Linked DNA regions of Homo sapiens: region 2 is linked to region 1. A link is a loop called in an ENCODE intact Hi-C map of the cell type or tissue named here. Cell type or tissue: dorsolateral prefrontal cortex. All regions are shown on one strand. Links, peaks and the distances in the headings refer to the core of each region. The heading gives the core; the rest is flanking DNA.

What was found. Hi-C counts contacts between places; a loop is a spot of excess contacts. Peaks named below come from ENCODE experiments on the same cell type or tissue, not always from the same donor. Only the 100,000 strongest peaks of a DNase experiment are listed, where the experiment ranks them.
Region 2: it touches region 1 in a loop (4-fold over the local background); 4 of 110 quality-filtered maps call a loop at or near these places.

The regions. Positions count from the first base shown.
Region 1 is chr16:7,134,278-7,145,470 of GRCh38, forward strand. All of the region lies in intron 4 of RBFOX1 (RNA binding fox-1 homolog 1), which reads left to right. Among named protein-coding and RNA genes, the nearest start is that of RBFOX1, 1.1 Mb to the left of the region's middle. In dorsolateral prefrontal cortex, for the core only: no CTCF peak of the experiment used is centred there; a DNase peak (open chromatin) is centred at 6,841.
Region 2 is chr16:7,199,592-7,210,784 of GRCh38, forward strand. The region is part of intron 4 of RBFOX1 (RNA binding fox-1 homolog 1); the gene reads left to right. Among named protein-coding and RNA genes, the nearest start is that of LINC02152, 1.1 Mb to the right of the region's middle. In dorsolateral prefrontal cortex, for the core only: no CTCF peak of the experiment used is centred there; no DNase peak of the experiment used is centred there.

The sequences.
Region 1 (11,193 bases), core at 1,902-9,901:
GATATGACATTTTGCTGTGAAACTTTGGAAATTCAGAAAGTAGACTAAGTGATGATACTGCTCCAGTATATATAACCGTCAAAGACTTTAACATCGCTCTGGGAGAGGATTTATAGTGATGGTGATTACTTCTTCAGGCATTGAGGATGTGATGCATCCAATTATTGATATGTTTTCATGCATTTTCCAGTTTGGACTCACAGTCATTTGATCGTATTGCTGTTTCAGCCCAGAGTTTTGTGATAGGTTTGTTTTTAATTTCATTCACAGTTTCCAAATTGCTAGCCTATTTTCTTAATTATATCATTGATTTCCCCTGCCTCCTCTCCCTTCACCCTGCCCACATCCAGAAAATGATCGTTGAAGAAAAGAATTCCGTCAGCTTTCATTCACATCAACAGAGGCTACTTAGAAATCCTGACTGTGAAAACTACTTTTGTTGTGTTGTAGTTGCTGTTGCTGCTGCTGTAGATGGCTTGTGTGCTGTACCGAATTTGCAAACAGGCTTCTGAGTTAATGTTAAAGGAGTACATAGCATGCAGATAATGTTTGTGATGGTTACAGTTTTAATGCACATATGTCAGTGGACCTGTTAAATCACTGTGAGGCAGCATTCTTTGGCTTTATGGTGGTTGCCGTTGAATTTATCTTTTTTTTTTTTCAATTTTGATTAGCCGCGTTCCAAGAGAGAGAGATGAATTATCCAATCTTTGCAAAGTGGGATTCCACACTGACAATACAGAGATATCATTCTGAGAAAAATAAAATAAAACAAAATAAAGAAGGTTTTAAAACTTCACATTTGGTAAAACTGACTTATCCTGAGGCTGTTTTTATGTCTGTTCTGTATGTTAGAAAAGGAATTTCTGAGTTCGTGTTTATTTCCCTGTTACATTGTTCTGTTTCCTCAGTGTATTTCATGAACCTGACCAATTAAGTTTCAGCCCTGTCTAGGAATTTTTTTGTTGTTGCTGTTGGATTAAAGCAACTAAGTAACTCTGCAGTGGACAGAGGCTTAGAGAGACTCCACATTATTTGTTTGCAAGAGGAAATTTGTCAGCACTTTGCAGAAAGAACACTGAGACTAGGCACAGCAGAACAATTTATTTTCAATGAGCATGCACAAAGTAAGATTTATGACTTTGCATCTTCGATGACATTTCTTACATTGTTACCAAGCTACAGCAAATTAAAGGGATCCGTGAATACTAAGGGGTGTGTTTTTGTAATGAGGAAAAAGAGACAGAGCAATAAGAAGATAATTAAGGTAACAACTTGTGAAAAATTAAAGTGTTTCCATCTTTCATTTTTGAATCTCTGAGCATAAACTTTGTAGTTGTTAATTTAATTGCCGCTGTTCGCGGCATCCCTGAAGAATATTGAGGATTAATCGTCTGGTTCATTCCAACAAGAGATAAGGCCTAAGTGAATTGAAATTTTACCAATTTAACCCTGTCTTCCTCCTAATATGACATGATTAACATTTTTCAATTAACCACATGTAATTATTCTGAAGGCCTCATTCCACTTATTTCTAGTCTTTTTGACTGCAGATTGGCCTTTTCAGGTAGTTTGGATCTAGAATAATTCAAAGAAAGCTCTGTTTGTTCTATTTTGCATCTGGCACACAGGTTCATCTGCATTGTCTTTGGAGTTGCCATTTCATCGGAAAATAAAGATCCATAACAGTTGCATTCATTTTTGCCTAGGTGCTCTTCCTGTAAAGCACAGTGCTGCTCATTGAAGCCTGAAGGAGTAATGTGGTATTGTTGGAGCATATTTGTAACTGAGCAGAGTGAAAGACTAAACACCTTGCAGGCAAGAATGTCAAAGGAAGAGATTGGCTGGAAATGGTTTTCCACAGTAAATGGAAAGACCTCAAGATTCGGGAGAGTTTGGCATTTCCAAGGAACAGAATAAAGGCTAGTTCTTTGTGTTCGTCCATATGGTAGCCAGTAATCACAGTGGATATTGAAATGTAAATTAATTAAAGTTTAATGAAATCAACAGTTCAGTTTGTCTCATATTAGCCACATCTCAAGTGTCCAATGACCCCCCTGTGACTAGTAGCTGTCATATTGGAGCCAATACCTAGTAGAGATACAGAACATCTCTATCATCTTGGGATTTTTTTTTTTTTTTTTTTTTTGACAGGGTCTTGTTCTGTTATCCAGGCTGGAGGGCAGTGGTGCAATGATGGTGCAATACAGCCTTAAACTCCTGGGCTAAAGTGATTTTCTAACCTCATCCGCTCGAGTAGCTGGGATTACAGGTGCACGCCACCACACCTAGCTAATTAATTTGTTTGTTTGTTTGTTGTGTAGAGGCTGGGTCTCATAATGTTGCCCAGGCTGATCTTGAACTCCTGGCCTCAAACAATCCTCCTGCCTTGGCCTCCCAAAGTGTTGGGATTACGGGTGTGAGTCACTTCACCTGGCCCCATCTAGGGAAAATTATCGGATAGTGCTAGGCCAGAGCACAGTCATCAGGTGGATAGTGGTTAGTATTAACCAGGGCATTCTAAATTCTGATATGGCAACAAAAATCTCTGTACCAGAGGGGTTAATGCTACATGGGTTTATTTCTCTCATACACAAAATCTACTGCATGCCTGGGCAGGAAGGAGGCATCTAGAAGTTTGCGCTGGGGCCCTTTCATTCCTCGTCATGGCCCATGGGCCAGGACTGGATGCCCATGCCCTGCCTCCCTGCAACAGGACTTTTATTTCAGTCTTTTGTTTGCCAACTGGACACTAAGTTCCTATTTGTATCACCAAACACTATTATTATTTCTATTCTATAAAGGAGAAACTGAGGCCCAGAGAAGTTAGATAGTCTAAAATAAATACCTAAAGAATGATGCAGTGGGTTTCTAGGTACATCTGAGTCCAGCTGCAAAGTCTAATCTTTACTGAGCTAGCTGGACTCTTCTGGTGCACACTAGGAAGTCATCAGAGGCTTTCCAGCTTTAGAAAACCTATTCTGACCAGCACAGGTGATACGGTTTGGCTGTGTCCCCAGCCAAATGTCATCTTGAACTGTAGCTCCTGTAATTCCCACATGTTGTGGGAGGGAACTGGTGGGAGATAATCGAATTGTGGGGGTAGTTTCCCCCATACTGTTCTCGTGGTAGCGAGTAAGTCTGATGAGATCTGATGGTTTTATAAGGGGAAACCCCTTCACTTGGTTGTCATTCTCTCTCTTGCCCGCTGCCAATGTAAGGAGTACCTTTCACCTTCCGCCATGATTGTGAGGCTTCCCCAGCCACGTGGAACTGTGAGTCCATTAAACCTCCTTTTCTTTATACATTACCCAGTCTCAGGTATGTCTTTATCAGCAGCCTGAAAACGGACTAATACAAAAGGAAACTTAGAAGGGAACCTCAGATTAGGGGCAAGCTCCTTGGTTAGAAGCCTGATACGTGACAACAGCAACTTAACTCAAAGGAATAATGGTGGTAAACTCGAACACATAACATTATGCAACAGTCCCTACCTGGTCCTGGAGTAGAAACTCCAAAAGGGGAAGGTTGTAGTTCATCTGCAAATGTATGTGCACAGGCTCACTACATGTTTTGGCTGATTTTTATTGAGCATCTGTGATTTGCCAGATATTGTTTTAACTTTTTAGCTTGATGTACATTAGCTAATTAAATACTCAATATTTCAGTGAGTTAGCCTCTATTTTCATGGTTTTACAGATGAGAAAATGCACGTAGAGAGAGGTTAGGTAACTTGCCCGAGGTGACACAGCAGAGGAGCTGGAATTTTAGTCACCATCTTAAGAATGAAGCAATGTTTGGAGAGAATGGTGACTCAGAGATTCGTATCACAGCCAAATCATACAGAAAGCGCTGTTGACTCAAATAGGGTAAACAGATAATGCAAATCCAAAGCTTTGGGTGTGAGGATCAGATGGGGCAATGAGGATGGCGAAAGGAATACCTGAAGTCATGAGAGATGGTAAGATTGCTGAGAGGGTGCAGATATAAAGGGAGAAAAATAAGAGGCCACACATGAGATCTTCAGCAACATGACTCATTAAATAAGACCAAGGGTTTCAGTGTTAAACGGACTTCTGTAAATCTTGGCTTTGGCACTATGTCACATGGGCAAGTCATGTAACTTTCTGGGACAAGATTTCCTTATTGGCAACGTGGAGGCAAGGATGCTCAAAGCACCAGACCCAACCAGGACAAAGAAGAGAATGAGCATGCACATCTCTGCCCACAAACTCAGTCTTGGAATAAGAAGCACAGTTTTGTGTTATTGTGAAACAACGTTAATTTTATCCTCATCCCCACTTTTCCTTCATGGCCAGGAAATGTAACCCCCCATTATGCAAAAGATAATAATTCTCACCTGGGGCCTACAAAGGTGAAGGGGATGGGGAGGACCTGCCTAATCATCTACCTTCATCATCTCCCAGATATATAGGCTGCATTTCTGCAGGCCGTATGCTTGAGACTTGAATATTTCACTAAAACAAGGAACACACATCCATTTCCCTTTGGAGAGCTCTGCTGCTGGATAAACTCAGACTTTTTTTATAAGATGGAGTCTGGCTCTGCTGCCTAGCCTGGAGTGCAATGGTGTGATTTAGGCTCAGTGCAAGCTCCGCCTCCCGGGTTCAAGTAATTCTTGTGCCTCAGCCTCCCAAGTAGCTAAGATTACAGCCTCCTACCACCTAGTTAATTTTTATATTTTTAGTAGAGACAGGTTTTTACCATTTTGAGCAGGCTGGTCTCAAACTCCTGGCCCCAAGTGATCTGCCTTCCTTGCCCTCCCAAAGTGCTGGGATTACAGGCATGAGCCACCATGCATGGTCAACTTACAGATTTTGATATTCTTACCAGTGTCTGGACATCTCTTTTATAATGCAGATGAAATCAATCTCTCTCTGTGTGTGTGTGTGTGTGTGTATGTGTGTGTGTTTGTGTGTGTGTGTGTCTGCTCCTCCTCTCTTCTCTTTCTTTTTCTATTTTCATTATAGCTACTCTGTCACTCCCCATGCAGAACATCCAACATAATCACTTCAACAACCAGCTTTTGGAAAAGCAAAAGCTTCTTACAGACAGAATTGTCTTTCTGCCATGCTTGGCTTCATCCCTCCACTAACTCTATTCCTTTTCCTTCTTGAGTTCAGAGACAAAGAGGGTCCTATATACCTACCTGTTTGAGTGATGGAAGAGAGGAGGAAAATCCTAACTAAATAGCCCCAGATAGTTTGCAACCAGGTTTTTAAAATGCTTAACATGGTTCCTGGCATATTATCTGTGCTGGATCAAGGGTAAGGGTAACTTCTACTACTACTACTTTTATCAGCAATGGTGAGGAAAGGATCAGAGACCTGAGTCCACCCTCGACAGTTTCAGTTTTTGGTAAAGAGGCAAGGGAGAGGAGAATGTTTCAAGAATGTTGGGTTGGTGAATAAAACCAAAGGCCATGAAGAGGTTGAAGACTGAGAAATACATTGATTGGATTCTTTTTTTTTTAAGTTCATCGGTGAGCTTTCAGGGGGCAGTTTTAGTTGCTGTGGACAGAAGACAAGCATTCATGTCTTAAGGAATGAGGAATTGAGGAGGAAGCTAAGACCCTTAGGATGGGGTGAGCTTGTAAAATGTTGGCTGTGGAGGAGGAAGAAGGTAAAGACATAAGCCTGGAAGGAAGAACTGACATGAGTTTTAGTTGCTGACTTGATATCCAAGTCAAGACTGCAGTGGATCCCAGGACACCTGGAAAAAGATAGCTGTCTGGGCATTAGGGGATTAGGAATATTAGCCAAAGAATGGTAGGCTCTGTCTAGGTATTTATGGACTGTTCTCTCTTTCTCTCTGCATGAAACTAATTCATTCTCATTCTCTTATTCTCTCCTTCTCTCCCTCTCTCTCTCTCTCTCTCTCTCTCTCTCTCTCTCTCCCTCCTTCTCCCTCCCAATTTGTCCATTTTCTGAATGGACAAATAAATTTTGTCCATTTTTTTTTAAATGGCTTTTTTTTTTTTTTTTTTTTTTAGTTTTTTAAAGGTCACCTTCTCTTGGTTATTTTTCTGACCACACAAAGTTTCTTTTCCCCACTCTGAGTCTGTATGATAGGATTTTCTTCATTTTCTGTGCCACTTCGCTCAGTTTGCACTTATGTTTTCATGGCTATATTGTCTAACTTCCCAAATATGTAGTTTTGTAAGGAGAGAAATGATTTCTTCAATTTATTGTTGGATACCCAGGACCTAGCATATAGTATGAGTTTAATAAATACATCTTTTAAGTGCATAAATGAATGCATTGATGAATTTGGGGGCATCTTTCTATTTTTTTAAAGGAATGAATAAAAGAATGTGGCATATTTCTAGGCAGAGCTCATCAATATCTGAACCAACAATTCCTGTGTGAAACGCTGAAAGCAGAACCTCTCAGAGTGATATCCTGTGCAATAATTATTGGAACTGGGAGTGAGAGACGGAGACTTGAATGAGGAAATATTTATGGGGAAGGTAGCGTTAAACTTTCCAGGATGTTTCCTTGGTATGCTCATAATGGATTTCAAAGATCCACACCTCTTGGCGGACTCCAGGAGCAGGATTTCATGAAGCTCTTTTGTGAAATGCTTCCATTAGGCGTTGGCATCTTTCCCAAAGGGATTCAAGCATGGTTTCTAAGTGTCTCAGAGCCTAACGTGGAATTGGGAGAGAGAAGGAGGGAGTGAAGAGGAACCCTCGTTGGAAGTAATAATGAAGCCTCCTCCAGCTTTGCAGAGCTCTGCCAGGAAGCCACCCTCAGCAAACCAGGGAACCTCCTGACGATGAGCTGGGGTGGTTTCTGAACCATGAGTCATCTTGTGCAAAGTGGCTCTGGCTTTATCAGGATGATGTGTCTAGACTTGCAGTCAGCTGGGGAGCAAGTAGGAGGATCCTGGGGAGGAGGCCGGGAAATAATGGGTGAGTGTTAGTGCTGGATCCAGATCGCTTCCTGCCCTTCAAGGAGTTAAGTTCAGGGCATCTATTCACACCCAATATTTATTCATTATTCACCCACGGAATACCAGACACAGTGCTTGGTTCTGGGAATCTAATGCTGACCAAGACAGATAGGACCCCTTCTCTGATGGACCTTAAAATACAGCTTGGGCGGCAGCTAGAAGACCTTATCGCATGATTGTTAATCCAAGTTCTCAGGTGTGCTCTAAGGGGAAAATGCGCAGCAGTCAATGAGAGCATAAAGCACGGAAATGGAGTTTTGCTAGAGTGCATCAAGGATCATTGTTATTTTATTTTTATTTTTATTTTGGAAGGTGGGGCCATTTATGGCTCCCTGTACCAGATGAAAGATTGCATGTTCATTAACATATTAATGCCATTTGTAGTTTGGATGAGTTAAACTCATCTAACTTTAGTGTTTACAAGGGATGAGCTACTATAGTCTTTTGGATCCCTTCTTCTCCTTTACCTCATCATCCTATCCACCAGTAAGTTCTAATCCATCTTTCCTACTCTGTCCCTGCTGTCACCAGCCTGGTCACGGTCCATCATATTGACGACCGCACCAGCCTTCTGACTGGACACCATGCTACTGCTCTTGTTTCTTCTCACCTATTCTCTGCACAGCAGCCATAGTGACCTTGGAAATTCATAAATCTGTCATGTCAGTCCCCTTCCCCCTTAAGATGTTTCAGCGGGATCCTATTTCTTATTTTCCTTCTCCTTCTTCTCCATCTTCTCCTTCTTCTTCCTCCTTCTTCTTCCTTCTTCCTTCTTTCTTCTTTTTATCTGAGACAGGGTCTCACTCTGTTGCCCAGGCTGGAGTGCAGTGGTGTGATCATAGCTCAGTGCAGCATCAACCTCCCAGGCTAAAGGGAGCCTCACACCTCAGCCTCCCAAGTAGCTGGGACTGCGAGCACACACCACCACACCTGACCAATTTCTGTATGTTTTGTAAAGATGGGGTTTCATCATGTTGTCCAGGCTGGCCTTGATCTGCTGAGCTCAAGCAATCTTCCCACCTCAGCCTTCCAAAGTGGCGGGATTATGGACATGAGCCACCACACCTAGCCAAGTCCCATTTCACTTAGGAAAAAAATCAGACTGGTTACCATGCCCGTGAAATGAGGTCCATGTCCTGAGCTTCTTGTTGATGTCATTTCGTGTCACTCTTCCATCAGCCCCTGTACCGCAGGCGACTCTGGCTTCCTGAGAGTCCCTGGAACAATTTAAGATTGTGTCCTACCCCTGAGTGTTTGTATGGGCTCTTCCCTATACTGTTCTCCGCATGGCCGGCTCTTTCTTAGCCATTGGGCTGTGCCTCAATATTATTTTCTCACTGGGATTTTCCCTTATCTACTCATCTTCTGGACTGTCAATCAGAGCATTTTGATTGATAACAGTTTAATCAGTAATTATCTTGTTTGTATATACATGTCTTTAATATGTGTCTCCCTCTCTAAGGTCACTGCATTCCAGTGAGAACCACCTCTACTGTTTTGTATATGACATTCCCAATGCCTTACACCGTTCTGAACACAGTGTTGCTTAAACCAGTATTGAATGAATGAAAGATAGAAAGAAAATGGTCAGCCCTGAGTAATTTTCTCTTATTTTTCTTCTCTTTTCCTTAATATCATCTGCAGACACATCTGCAGAGTATTTTTTTTTTTTCTGTGAGAATCCATTTCTACCTATGATATAGCTGGTTTCTGACCCTTGAGATATGACTCCAAAATTGGGACTGGGTGGTTGAGAGTGCTTTAGGAGAGGTAAAATTTGTCATTAATACTATTGTTTATGTGTGCAGTGTCCTTCATATTTTTTCCTTTCATATAGCATTTGACATTTGCAAAATGTTTTCCATTTATTTTTATGTTGGGGAAAGCAAAAAGCCGTACGTGTTTTTTGGTGTAAGTGAGCATAAAAGCAAGGCATCTGATTCAGGGTGATATTTTTTGTCATTTTCTTTGTGTTTTGATCAGGGAAAATTAGAGAGAGAGAGAGGAAGAGAGAGGAGAAATGACAATGCGTCCAACTGTTTTCCAGCCCTCCTCCACCGCATTCCCGACCCAGCTCTCAGGGAGAGGACTGAGCCACTGTAGAAAAGTGGGAACATTAAACGACCCAAGAAAATGTGAAATGGTGTGGGGTGTGAGATTTCTTTATTAGTCAATTTAAAATAAAATGTGCCTCAGTAATTTAGAATCTGTCTGGAGTCAAGCAGAAAATTAGCCATATTCCCATATCCTACCCCCGCCCCTGGAGGCAGCAGAAGCACCAATAAAAATAAAAATAACAATACCTTGTATTTATGGGGTAGCTTTCTCCCAGACCTCCTTCTCACTCACCCTTTTTATCTTTTCTGTGTCCTTGAAGGGGAGTGAGTGAGTCTCTGAAACCTGGGAGTTCAGCTCTCTGCAGATACGATCCTCAGCATTAAAACTTCTCCAAAGTCCTTCATTTGATCATACATTCATCCATGGGTTTATTGGTTCATTTATACTATTTAGCAGTGCTTACTGAGTATCTACACTGTGCTTACTGTGTATACTGCTTATACACAGTATATCTTACAGGTAGTACAAGATCCTAGCAGGTACTATAAGATCCTAGAAGGTAAGAGCTACTACTATATAGTCCCTAGGAGCTATTACTGTAATGTCTATTCACAGACAATGGAATAATCTTGTTAGTTTTTTTTCTGAAAACAATCATAACTCTCTTTAAACCATGGTGTTGTCTTTGGAACATTCATAGTTTGGTTCCTGTGTAGTTTTCAAGGTCCGTAAAGGCTGAGTTTCGGGTTGATGTGTCTGTAGGCTTTTTCCCTTGGGGGAAAACGTCTTCATAGAATTTGCTCCTCTAGGTAATAGATCATGAATATCTCTCTAGTTTGCAAAAATGATTGTTTAAGAAAGGACATGGATAGACGGATAGACTCCATTTCTCCTCTTAAAGATTTCCTCATTTTGAGGGGTCTTGGAATTATTTGAGTGTTTAATGAAAGCAAAGAACTTCCTCCCCAGAGGAATTGATATATGCACAAAGATAACACCATTTTGTACCGTCACTTTAGGGTTCACACTTTCTGGTACCCATCCTTGGACACTATCCATGGCCACCCAGGTTAAAACTTCTTCTTTTCTCTTTCTTTTTCTTTCTTCTTTTTTTTTTTTTTTTTTTTTGAGTCAGGGCCCCTCTGTTGTTCTGGCTGGAGTGCAGTGGTGGCACACACACAGCAGCTCACTGCAGCCTTAACGTCCCAGGCTCAAGCGATGTTCCTGCCTCAGCCGCAAAAAGAGCTGGAATTACATGCATGAGCTACTGCGCCTGAATCTAGACCTATTTAGAAAGTTCAAGTCTGAACATTTAGTGATGCCATAGAGAGCCCTCCCTTCCTGCCAGCATTCATTAAATGATGGTTTTCACTCTGCAGAGCAGCTTCCCTCCGCTTTCCCCAGATAGTCTCCCTCCCACCTACATATGAGAAAATAAAATGTTTTCCTGCATCACTATGAAAAAGAGCCCTAAATCAATAGCAAATCAAGCTATGGAATAAAAGAGTCTTTATGGCCCGAGAAGGTGATTGCTGAAGGTTGCCATTTAGCAGTATTGGGTTTGTGTCTCCCTGGGGTCTCCAGCAGCCCAGTGTCTCTGATGTGAGGCACCTTTGCCTACATGAAAGTCAGCCCCTCTCCCCCTCCCCCAGTGGAGTGCAGGGAGATAAGAATTCTGAAACAGGTCAGCTGACGTTGTTTTTTAAAAAGGTTTTGTTCTGGGCAAATCCTAGCCGGATGTGACTGGTCTGCTCTTTTGGTACCAATCCTAGCTTGACAGTGATCCCTTTCCAGACATAAGCACCTACAAGTCTCAGGATGGTTTTGCTGCAAGCAGGGGGTACCATCCCAATCATTTCTTTACCCCCTACCCTTTTTTGTTTCGTTTTGTTTTGTTTTGTTTTTTGTTTTTGAGATGGAGTCTTGCTCTGTTGCCCAGGCTGGAGTGCAGTGGCGCAGTCTCAGTTCACTGCAGCCTCAACTTCCCGGGTACAAGAGATTCTCCTGCCTTAGCCTCCCGATTAGCTGGGATTGCAGGCATGCACCACCACATCTGGTTCATTTTTTTGTATTTTAAATACAGACGGGGTTTCACCATGTTGGCCAGTCTGGTCTTGAACTCCTGACTTGAAGTGATCCACCTCCCTCGGCCTCCCAAAG
Region 2 (11,193 bases), core at 965-8,964, 64 kb after region 1:
ATGAAATTAGACAAAAAGGCTGGGCAGTGCAGTAGCTCACGCCTGTAATCCCAGCACTTTGGCAGGCTGAGGCAGACCAATCATTTGAGGTCAGGAGTTCAAGATCTGCCTTTGCCAACGTGGTGAAACCCCGTCTTTACTAAAATACAAAGATTAGCTGGGCATGGTGGCAGGCACCTTTAATCCCAGTTTGCTCAGGAGGCTGAGACCCAAGAATTGCTTGAACCCAGGAGGTGGAGGTTGTAGTGAGCTCAGATCTCATAACTATACTCCAGCCTGGGCAACAGAGCAAGACTCTATCTCAAAAAAACAAAACAAAACAACAACAACAACAACAACAAAGAAATTAGACAAAAGAACAAACAACGTGTTGGGGAACACTTTTGTAATCTCATTCTTGAATGTGCTCAGAATGTGGATAGTCACAATCATAGAGCCAGATTTCTGGGAAATTCTAGAGTGAAATCTAAAAGTCAGATACTAGTCATAATACATAATAGTGTCAGGGACATGAACACATAGCACCAACAAAACTGGTTTGAATTGTTCTGGGCTACAAATTGGGCCTCCACCTGGAATATAATGCAAAATCCTAGGAAGTAGTGACTTTTAGAAAGGAAACTCGACTGTCCTTGTAGATGGTAAGGATGATACTGTGGTTCTGAGATTTAAAGCAGGTAGGTTTTCCCAGGGAGTGGAGTGGAGAAGTGAATAACTTAATGGTGACACTAAGTTGGCCTGTCTTATGGAAGAGCCTGAATGTGACAGGAAGCACGCATGTGCATCGTTAAGTATCATCTTAGAAAATATAACCCACAACTGTGCTCTCTCCATATTCAGCAAATGTTTATTGCACCTCTATTTATGGTGTGCCTGTCAGACACTGCAGTAGGCACTAAGGATGATGTTGCAATATACCCCACAGACAACATCACTGCTTGCATGGAGCTCATATTTTCTGCTCGAGGAAAAACATTCAAGAAGGAGTTGTGACAGAAACTGCCAGCTGTCTACCCAGTATCCCTTTATGCCTTCTTTTAAAGGAATAGAGTGCTTGGAAATAGTTCACTTAGTCAGAGTCAGTATGCCCCAAATTAAAGGATAATAATGCTGTGTTCCTCGGCTTAGCAGAGAGGGATCCCCATTAAGATGGCAGTGAAAATTATTAGACATGCATCCTGGGAAAAGCCTCTAATAGGGACTAACTCATCGTGATGAAAACACCATAGGCCCTTTCATGCTTTCTCCGCGCTGTTGTATGACATTATGTGACTTTGAGGCAACTTCGTTGGTGGAATCTATGTTCTAAGGATAATGGAATAAAAAAGTGAATGAGGCAAGAAGGTTTAAGATGGAATATGTAGCCCTGAACTTCTTGTATGGGAGAGAAAAATTAATCTATATTTTGTTTAAGCCACCATTATTTGGGGACTCTCTAAATAGCAACCAAATTGAATTTTATGAGATCAGTGTGGGAATCACAAATATAAATTTATTTCTGAATGTAAAAATTGCTCTGCAGGCAACAAAGCTGGAAGATATGAGAGAGAGGAATTGGGGCAAGGGTTGGAGAGAAAGACCTCTCTGAGGTTAAAACAAAGTCTGGTATATGCACCTCTCAGGGAGAAACATCCCAAACCAAAGGAATGCCAGATACCAAAGTGAGCAACACAGCATAGCAGAGAAACAACGGAGAGCCAGGTAGTAGAAGAGGTGAAGTCACCAGCTGAGGTGAAGGAAACAGGAGAGATCAAGTCCTGTGTCTCCTATTGTGGGCTATGTTAAGAAGTGGGGATTCTATTCTGGCTGAGGCAGGAGGTCCTTAGTTTGATCTAGGCAAGAGAATGCCACGATCTGATTCTTTTTTTTTTTTTTCTTTTCTTTTTTTTGAGACAGTTTTGCTCTTGTCGCCCAGGCTGGAGTGCAATGGCACAATCTGGGCTCACTGCAACCTCTGCCCCACTGGGTTCAAACGATTTTCCTGCCTCAGCCTCCCAAGTGGCTGGGATTACAGGTGTCCAACACCACGCCTGGCTAATTTTTAGTATTTTTAGCAGAGATATGGTTTCACCTTGTTGGCTAGGCTGGTCTTGAATCCAGACCTCAGGTGGTCCACCCACCTCAGCCTCCCAAAGTACTGGGACTACAGGCAAGAGCCACCATGCCCGGCCGATCTGATTCTTATTTACAAAGCTTACCCAGGCTGGTAGAGAATGGGCACGGCAAGCGTGAAGTTAGGAAGCTCATTTGGGCAGTGACTGTAGACTGTAGATCAGAGGGAGTATTGATGGTGGGGTAGACTTAGATGGCAGAGGAGATGTACGAGGGATTTATTTCAGAGGTAACACTGGCAGAACTTGCAGAAGTTTGGGAAGCCAATTAACACCTAAGTAGCATGTGTTAGGAGGATATGCATAAATGTAGAATTTGCATTGACTTTGGAAGATCCTCCCATGGTCTTTCTCCTAGAGCCGCTTAACTGTCTCCAAAAATCAATATGGGTTACTCAACAACAACAACAACCACAGCAATATAAACAACTTGATTAAAATGGTTAAAGGACTTGAATAGACATTTCTTCAAAGAACATAAACAAATGGCCAATAAGCACATGAAAAAAGATGCTCAACATCATTAATCATTAGAGAAAAGACAAATAAAAATTACAATGAGATACCACCTCACACACATTAGGATGGCTGCAAATAAAAAAAAAAAAAAAAGAAGCACAGAAAACACGTGTTGATAAGGATGTGGAAAAATTGGACCCATTACGCCCTGTGGGTAGGAAGGTAAAATAGTACAGGTGCTGTGGAAGACAGCATGGAGATTCCCAAATAATTAAAAATAGAACTGCCAGATGATCCAACAATTCTTATTCTGGATATATATTTAAAAGAGGTGAATGTAGAGCAGGGGTCCCCAGTCCCTGGGTCATGTAGTGGTACCGGTGTATGGCCTGTTAGGAATTGGGCTGCAGTGGATGAGCAAGCAAAGCTTCTTCTGTATTTACAGCCACTCCTCATTGCTTGCATCAGCACCTGAGCTCGACCTCCTGTCAGAGCAGCCACGGCATTAGGTTCTCACAGCAGCACAAACTCTTTTGTGAACTCTGCATGTGAGGGATCTAGGTTGTGCACTTCTTATGAGAATCTAATGCCTGATGATCTGAAGTGGGACAGTTTCATCCTGAAACCATCCCCTGCAACAGCCCCCCACCCTGGCCATTAGTTTATCTTCCACAAAACTGGTCCCTGGTGCCAAAAAGGTTGGGGTCTGCTGAAGTACAGCCTCAAAGAAATGTTCTTTTTTTTTGAGACCGAGTCTCACTGTCACCCTGGCTGGAGTGCCAGGCTAATTTTGTTTTTATATTTTTAGTAGAGATGGGATTTCACCGTGTGAGCCAGGATGGTCTGGATCTCCTGACCTCGTGATCCGCCTGCCTCGGCCTCCCAAAGTGCTGGGATTACAGGCGTGAGCCACTGCACCCAGCCAAAGAAATGTTTTTACACTCATATTCATAACAGCTAAAATATGGGACTAATACAAGTGTTTATCAATGATGAACAGATAAGCAAAATGTGATACTCACACACGCACAATGGAATATTATTCAACCTTAGAAGGGAAGAAAATTCTGACGCATGCTTCACAAATGAGCCCTGAGGACATTATTCTAAGTAAAATAAGCCAGTCACAAAAACACACGCACTGTATAATTCCACTCACATGAAGTTTGTAGTGAAAAGCAGAGAGTCAAGGAGAATGGTGGTGGCTGGTGGAGAGGAAGGTAGGGGAAAGGACAGTTATTGTTTAATGGGTACACAGTTTCAGTATTACAAGACAAAAAGAGTTCTGGAGGTTATGGTGGTGATGGTTGCATAACAATATAAATATACTTAATGCTACTGAATTGTATGCTTAAAATGGTTAAGATAGTAACTTTTATGTTGTATTTGTGTTACCACTGTGAGGAATTGGAAAATTATAGAGGTGGGCCGTGCCCAGGATTGCAGTGAGTTTTCAGCTGGCACAGCTTTGTCCATGCTTCTCACAGCTCAGATAGGGTCCCTCTATGTGTGAGCCCTAGTCCACATTTTGGTTAATACATGGTCTCTTCCATTTCTCTGTTTCCCTTTGCAAATATCTGCTTGGTTAGTGACTCTTTCTCGAAATCTCCTCATAACCCACCAAGCAAAGGCAATCTTGTGCCTTCCCAGCAAGTGATTGTCTTACCGGCCACGGATTTAACCAGAAATCTAAGTTTGTCCAGAGAGCCAGTCCTCAGAAGGGGCTGAAGTCAGAACTAGTCAAGAAGGACAGGTGCACATTTACATATGATTTGCATCTGCTTTACATAGGGCTGTACAAGCTGTGCTGTGTTCTCAAACATCACTTACGTTATATTTTAAGACTGTCGCAATCTTTAACTAACATTTCGATCTGCAGCCAGGGTGCCCCTGACTTCTCCAGATTTCCATATTTAAACTGGCTACAACTCTAATCCATGGGAGGTGGGAAATCCACGGCACCCACAGGGTATCTGCAGATACCTGCCAGAAGGCTTTACTTTCTCAGAGTAACCATTCATTCCAATGATCCATTCTCAATGAACCATCTCATCCTACCTCTCATCTCTTGCCTCTATCTCAGGCCCACCCTAAACTTGCAGCATCACTCAAGGCCATTGTGTGTATCCCATTTTAATCTGAGGGAGGACAGGATTGCAAACACTTTAATATTAGCATTCCCATATTTATAAGTTCCTGGTCAGGTGTAATGGCATATACCTGAAATCCCAGTACTTTGAGAGGCTGAAGTGGGAGGATCACTTGAGCCCAGGAGTTTGAGACCAGCCTAAGCAACATAGTAAGACATTGTCTCTATAAAAATTATAATAGTAAATTAGCCAGGCATGGTGATATGCACCTGTAGTCCCAGTTACGCAGGAAGCTGAGGATGGAGAATCACTTGAGCCTGGGAGGTCAAGGCTGTAGTGAGCTATGATCGTGCCATTGGACTTCAGCCTGGGCAACAGAACAAGACTGTGTCTTAAGAAAATAAAAATGAAAAAGTTCCTCACTGTTCTAAGACATCAGGGATTATTCACTGGCATTTTTCCTTGTATTTTTAGAGCGAGGCTTCCTTCATCTCCTTTTCTCCCCCTCTCCCCAATCCTTTCTCTTTTCCTTCTTTTCTCCCTTAATGCAAACTGATTGGTAACTCCTCATTTTCCCCTCCGCACAGTTTCTGGCATTCGCCATTCTACTCCTTGGTTTTCTGTTCTTGACTGTTTTGGATATATTCATCTTTCTATGTCTCTTGCACTGTCTGGGACTATGCACTTCAACTTGAAATTCCTTGTCTTTTTTGTCCCAAAGAATATTGTGACTTTCTCTTTATCCTACACTCTCTTTTCCATGTGTAACAAGGGGAGGTGGGAGTATGATGCCACTCCTCTATGAGATAGAGGTAGAAGTTACATGTGGAATATTTACTTCCCCTTTTATCTGATTTTCTCCTCCCACCTCCCTTCACTGATAGTAAGATAGAGGCTGAGAGACCAAGAAAAATAGTGAGAGAGATGAGGCTTGCTCGATGAATATTTTGGAAAACTCCAGTTGAGTGAAAATGTATGGAAATGGGCGGGGCGTGGCGGCTCACACCTGTAATCCCAGTGCTTAGGGAGGCTGAGGCAGGCAGATCACTTGATGTCAGGAGTTCAAGACCAGTCTGGCCAACATGGTGAAACCTCATTTCTACTAAAAATACAAAAATTAGCTGGGTGTGGTGGTGCTCTCCTGTAATCCCAGCTACTCGGGAGGCTAAGGCAGGAGAATGGCTTGAACCCAGGAGGTGGAGGTTGAAGTGAGATCATGCCATTGCACTCCAGCCTGGGTGATAGAGTGAGACTCTGTCTCAGGAAAAAAAAAAAAAGAAAAAGAAAAAAAAGAAAACTTACGGAAATAAACATGAACCTTTCAGTAGAATGTTCCTATCCACCCTGTTTTCACTTCTACAATCTGTGTTTACAAAATACGATACATTTTAGAAACCAAAATTCCATGCCTTCTTGGTCATTAATAACATTGACGTAAACTTGGTCCACCATCTGCAGTCTTTGGTGATGGGCAGAAAGAAAACGAAGTCCCTGAGTCTTTGAAAAGGGCAAAAGTGAGTGCAGGGACTGCAGTGATTATCTGTATGAGGTGAATTGAAACCTTACCACTGAGAGAACTGTGTGTAGTAATTACTGAGGAGCCAATTGTGCTCTGCTTAACGCATCCAAAGCAAGGCAGCTATTAGTGGTGTCCCCACTTCGGTGTTTATGCTAGAATACAGGAGGACAGCCTGGTTTTCTCATACGATTTGATCTACGACATGATGAGCCTATGGCCGATGTTGTGTTCTGAACACAGGTGTGGCTTGCCCACCCAGAGGCGAGTAGGATGTTTAGTTTTACTTAGACTGACACTAGGAACTCAGTAAAATGTTAAGCAGGTTTAGGGAAGTGCTTACCTGATAGTCTAATTTAGAAACATAATCTTGTACACACAGTAATATTTATTATTGGAGTAAGTCAGTAGAAACAGACTCATAACCTTTCTAGGGAGACCCAGTAGGTAAAGTGGATTTACCAGACAGTAACATCTTAGTCTTTTGTGTTTGTATGGCAAGTATCTAAGTTAATAATGGGAAGTAGGTGAAAGTTTTCAGGTTGTGTACCATGCAATTGGTTTGACTTTGCCTTGCCAAGTAAGCCTAACATACCCCTTATAAATACACTACATGCATTTTTAGCAATTAGAATATTTACTTACTGAAATATATATATACATATATGTATTATATTTCCTTATTAATATATATAATATGCGTGTGTGCATATATATATGCACACACACACACATATATTTTAGAAAGACACTTGCAAGCTCTCAAAAATGAGTTGCTGCAATACCATTCCCTCTGCCAATCATATGGGTTAAGGCTGATTTTATTGCCAGTCATATCGTACTCAAGTTGAAGTGCTAAGAATGCTGTCTTATCCCTCAGCTAGATTAGTTTTAAAAGGTGATCCTGAAGTCCTGACAAGCACAGAGTGAGGATTTACGAAGTGACAAACAGATGCCGACGACATTTACTGTGAGATTTCTCATAGCTGAATTCCCAGTCCTGGCCAAGGAGAAATATGCAACAGGGGAGAGTGAAAGGGGCATTTTAAGTTGGGATTTATAAACAATCAATTCTCTTCTTATCAGAAAAAAAAAATGGAGAGGCTGGAGAAACCGTCTTAACTTGAAACAGTAGTTTATTGCTTCTTACAGCATGGTCTGTTTCTGTTCTGTGTGGTAGTCCCACTTACAGTGCACAGAGCTTCATGGCCTTTTGCAGCCAATTTAGCCCCTTGCAGCTCAGTGCAATGCCATGCTTCATCCTGGCAACTTCAAGGGCTTTATGGAAATACCCTACAGATGTGTAGGTGCTTTTGTACAGTTGGTAACTGAGGCTTCAAATCACCCCATCCATCTTCATGGCATTTCTTAGCTGATCAGCAAGAGGTGTACGCTGTATTTTCTTTTATAGCATCTTCATTACCTTTGTGTCTTCCGTAGCTGCTCATTTTTATGTATATGGCATCATTGGCCGGGCGTTATGGGGGTTCCTCTGGTCACGTTCCGGCCCTTCATTCTGCTAGCTTCAGGTTGGTGAGTCATGCATGTTTCTGACCAGATGGAACATGATTTTTCTTATTTCTCCACTGTCCCTTCCAAGAATCTTTATTTCTCTCTCCGTTAGGTTCACATGAATGGTAGAGAGAGGAACTCAACAGCACAAAATAGTCAAAACATAACATTTTATTAAAACCACATCCAGTGCAACCCCCGGACTGGCCCCTAGCACAGTGCCTGCTACATAATAGATGATCCAGTGAATATTGACAGAATGAAGACGTGATTGGATTAACGACTGATCTTGCCACAAAAAATAATGACATGGAAACTATGACAGCAAAACAGTGCTCCTTGCTGAGAACAGTCTCTGCAACCTAAAGAAGGATGGAGCGGAAGAAATGTTTTATCTTTGTTTAAAAGAATGCAACAACTGTGGAGCTACCTAGGGTTCTCTGTAAGGCAGTTGCCTCCAACACAGCCAGGGTTAATTTGCCTGTTGCACCCAGTTCATGTAGCTTCTCCTAGAATGTGCAGCAATAGAACGAGCAGGCCACCATCTATCACCAGAGAATATCTTACCTTTATTCAGGAGAGAGAGCTAAGGAGAAGATAAATGGTGACAGTGAGAGTTGAACTCCACAGGGTGCATCCTCTCCTTCCTCTCAATCTTAGTCCTGGGGAAGCTTCTCAGTTACCTTTATTGTGAGCCTCCTGTAAGTGGGGTTTCTTTTTTCCATCACTCACTGAAACCGGCGCATGGTATCTTCTCTGGAAAACTAGGACTTTAGGCAACATCAATCCTGCAACAGGGAAGCAAGAGCAACTTTGGTGGTTACAGGAAAAGCTGGAGATGGCTGTTTATGTATCCCTGGAGTTTGGTTTTTGGAGGCAGGTATCTTACTTGGGCTGAGGTATGAAACTGTAGCCAATTATGTCACCATCTATAATCGGCCAGATTGTCCCTCCACCAATTCATATGTTGAAATCCTGGCTCCCTTTGCCTCACAATGTGACTGTATTTGGAGACAGTTTGTCTTAGTTCACTTGTGTTTCAGTAAGGGAGTAGCTAACGCTGGGGAATTTATAAAGAAAAGAGGGGTGTTTTGGCTTATGGTTCTGCAGGCTGTGTAAGAAGCAGGCACCAGCATCTGCTTCCGGTGAGGACTTCATGCTGCTTCCACTCGTGGCAGAAAGAGAAAGGGAGCTGGTATGTGCAGAGATACATAGTGGGAGGGGAAGCAAGAGATAGTGGGGAGGAGCCAGGCTCTTTTTCACAACCTGTTCTCTGCTGGGTGCAGTGGCTCATACCTGTAACCCCAGCAATTTGGGAGGCTGTGGTGGGAAGTTTGCTTCAGGGTAAGAGTTTCAGAGCAACCTGGGCAACATAGCAAGACCGTATCTCAACAAAAAATTAAAAAGATTAGCTGGGCATGATGGCATATACCTGTAGTCCCAACTAATAGAGAGGCTGAAGCAAGAAGATTATTTGAGTCCAGGTATTTGAGGCTACAGTGAGCTGTGATTGCAGCACTTGCAATCCAGCCTGGGTGAAGAGTGAGATTCTGTGTCTGTAAGCAAACAGATAAACAGACAAAAAGCCCACCAGTTCTCCTAAGGACTAAGAGAGCAAGAATTCACTCACCCTCTATTCCCTTCCTGGCGGGCATTAATCTATTCATGAGGGACCCATCTACTCTTCACTTCATCTTCCCTCTATGCATGTCTGTGTCCAAAATTTCCTTTTCAGCTGGGCACAGTGGCTTATGCCCATAATCCCAGCACTTTGGGAGGCCGAGGTGGTCAGATCACCTGAGGTCAGGAGTTCAAGAGCAGCCTGGCCAACGTGGTGAAACTCTGTCTCTACCAAAAATACAAAATAATAATAATAATAATAATAATAATAATAATAATAATAATAATTGCAGGGTGTGGCAGTGCATGCATGTAATGCCAGCTACTTGGGAGACTGAGGCAGGAGAATCACTTGAACCCAAGAGGCAGAGGTTGCAGTGAGCTGATATCGTGCCATTGCATTCCAGCGTAGGCGACAAGAGCGAAACTCTGTTTCAAATAAATAAATAAATAACAAGATCTCCTTTTCTTATAAGGACACCAGTTAGATTAGATTAGAGCCCACCCTAGTGACCTCATTTTAACTTACTTACCTTTTTAAAAGCCCCTGCTATCATTTGGATAATAACCTCAAGGCCTTTGCACTTGCAGTTGGCTCCTGCCAGCTTATTACATGGCTGGCTCTTGCCCTTCCTTCTGCTCTCAGTGCAAACATTACCTCCTCAAAGAGGCCAACCCTCACCTTCTCATCAAAAATGGCTCCTCTTACCCATTGTAACCACTCTATTAAATTTTTCCTTTTTGAGCACTTAAGTCGCATTTAAAAAAATTTTTAATCCGTATTTGGTTTGCTGGTTCCCTATATGCCTCCCTTCACTGAGTGTAACCTTTGTGGGGGCAGGAGTCTTGTCTGAGTCATCATTGCCCAGGGGCGTTCTGTTGTGTTCAGCCAAATGTTGAATGAATGGATGATGCAATAGATGAATGAGACAAGAGTCTCTCCAGGGAAGCTGAAGTGGCACACACACTCTCAAGGTCTTGAAAATGCCTGACCCCTAGTGCAGGGGTTCCATGATGCACCATAGAGTTGATGGTAGGCAGGCAAAATGAAAGCTTTTAAGCCCCATTGATTCACCTGTGCTTATTAAACTGCCTTGCCTCTAAAAATGATCATTCTCCAGTGAAAACCAGGGATAGCGACGCTCAGTGCAGATTTCCCAAAGGAAGAAAATCCAATGAAGTGCATCTTTGCAGTGTGTGCATTGCTTGTCAACCTGCCCTGCAATTGTGTGTATTCAATAAGGGTGATAATGATGATGACAATGATTTTATCAGTCAAGATCCCACACAAGAAACACAACCAATAGGATACTTCTATAGGTTAAGAGATTTATTGCAAGGGAGTACTTATAGGATTGCGAGGCTGACTAAGCAATTCAGAAATCCATGGGCCAGGCCATCAGGAAGAGTATGTTGGCAACTCTTGGGCAGGAGCTGACAGCGTGGACCACACTGTGGTCCTCAAGGATCACATGGACCACGGTGTGGTCCTTCCTCACAGTTTTGCTCTTAAGGCCTTTTTCCAATTGCACTACACTCACCAAGATTTCTTAAGACAATCTACTTTACTTAAAGACAATCAATGTTAGGTGTTATTCATATCTATAAAATGCCTTCACAGCAATACCTAAATTAACATTTTATGGAATAAACGGATACTGTATTCTAACCAGGTTGACACTTAAGACTGACCGTCATACTGATGCTAATGTTGATGATGATGACAACTGCTACTCTGTATTTTGCTCTTAGTAGGTGTCAGGCATGCTGTTAAAGTTCTTACATGTGTTTTCTAATTTACAACATTGTTGCTCCAATTATCATTCTCATAGTATCAATAAGGGGGTTCAGGGAGGTTAAATGACATGTCCAAGGTCACACAGGG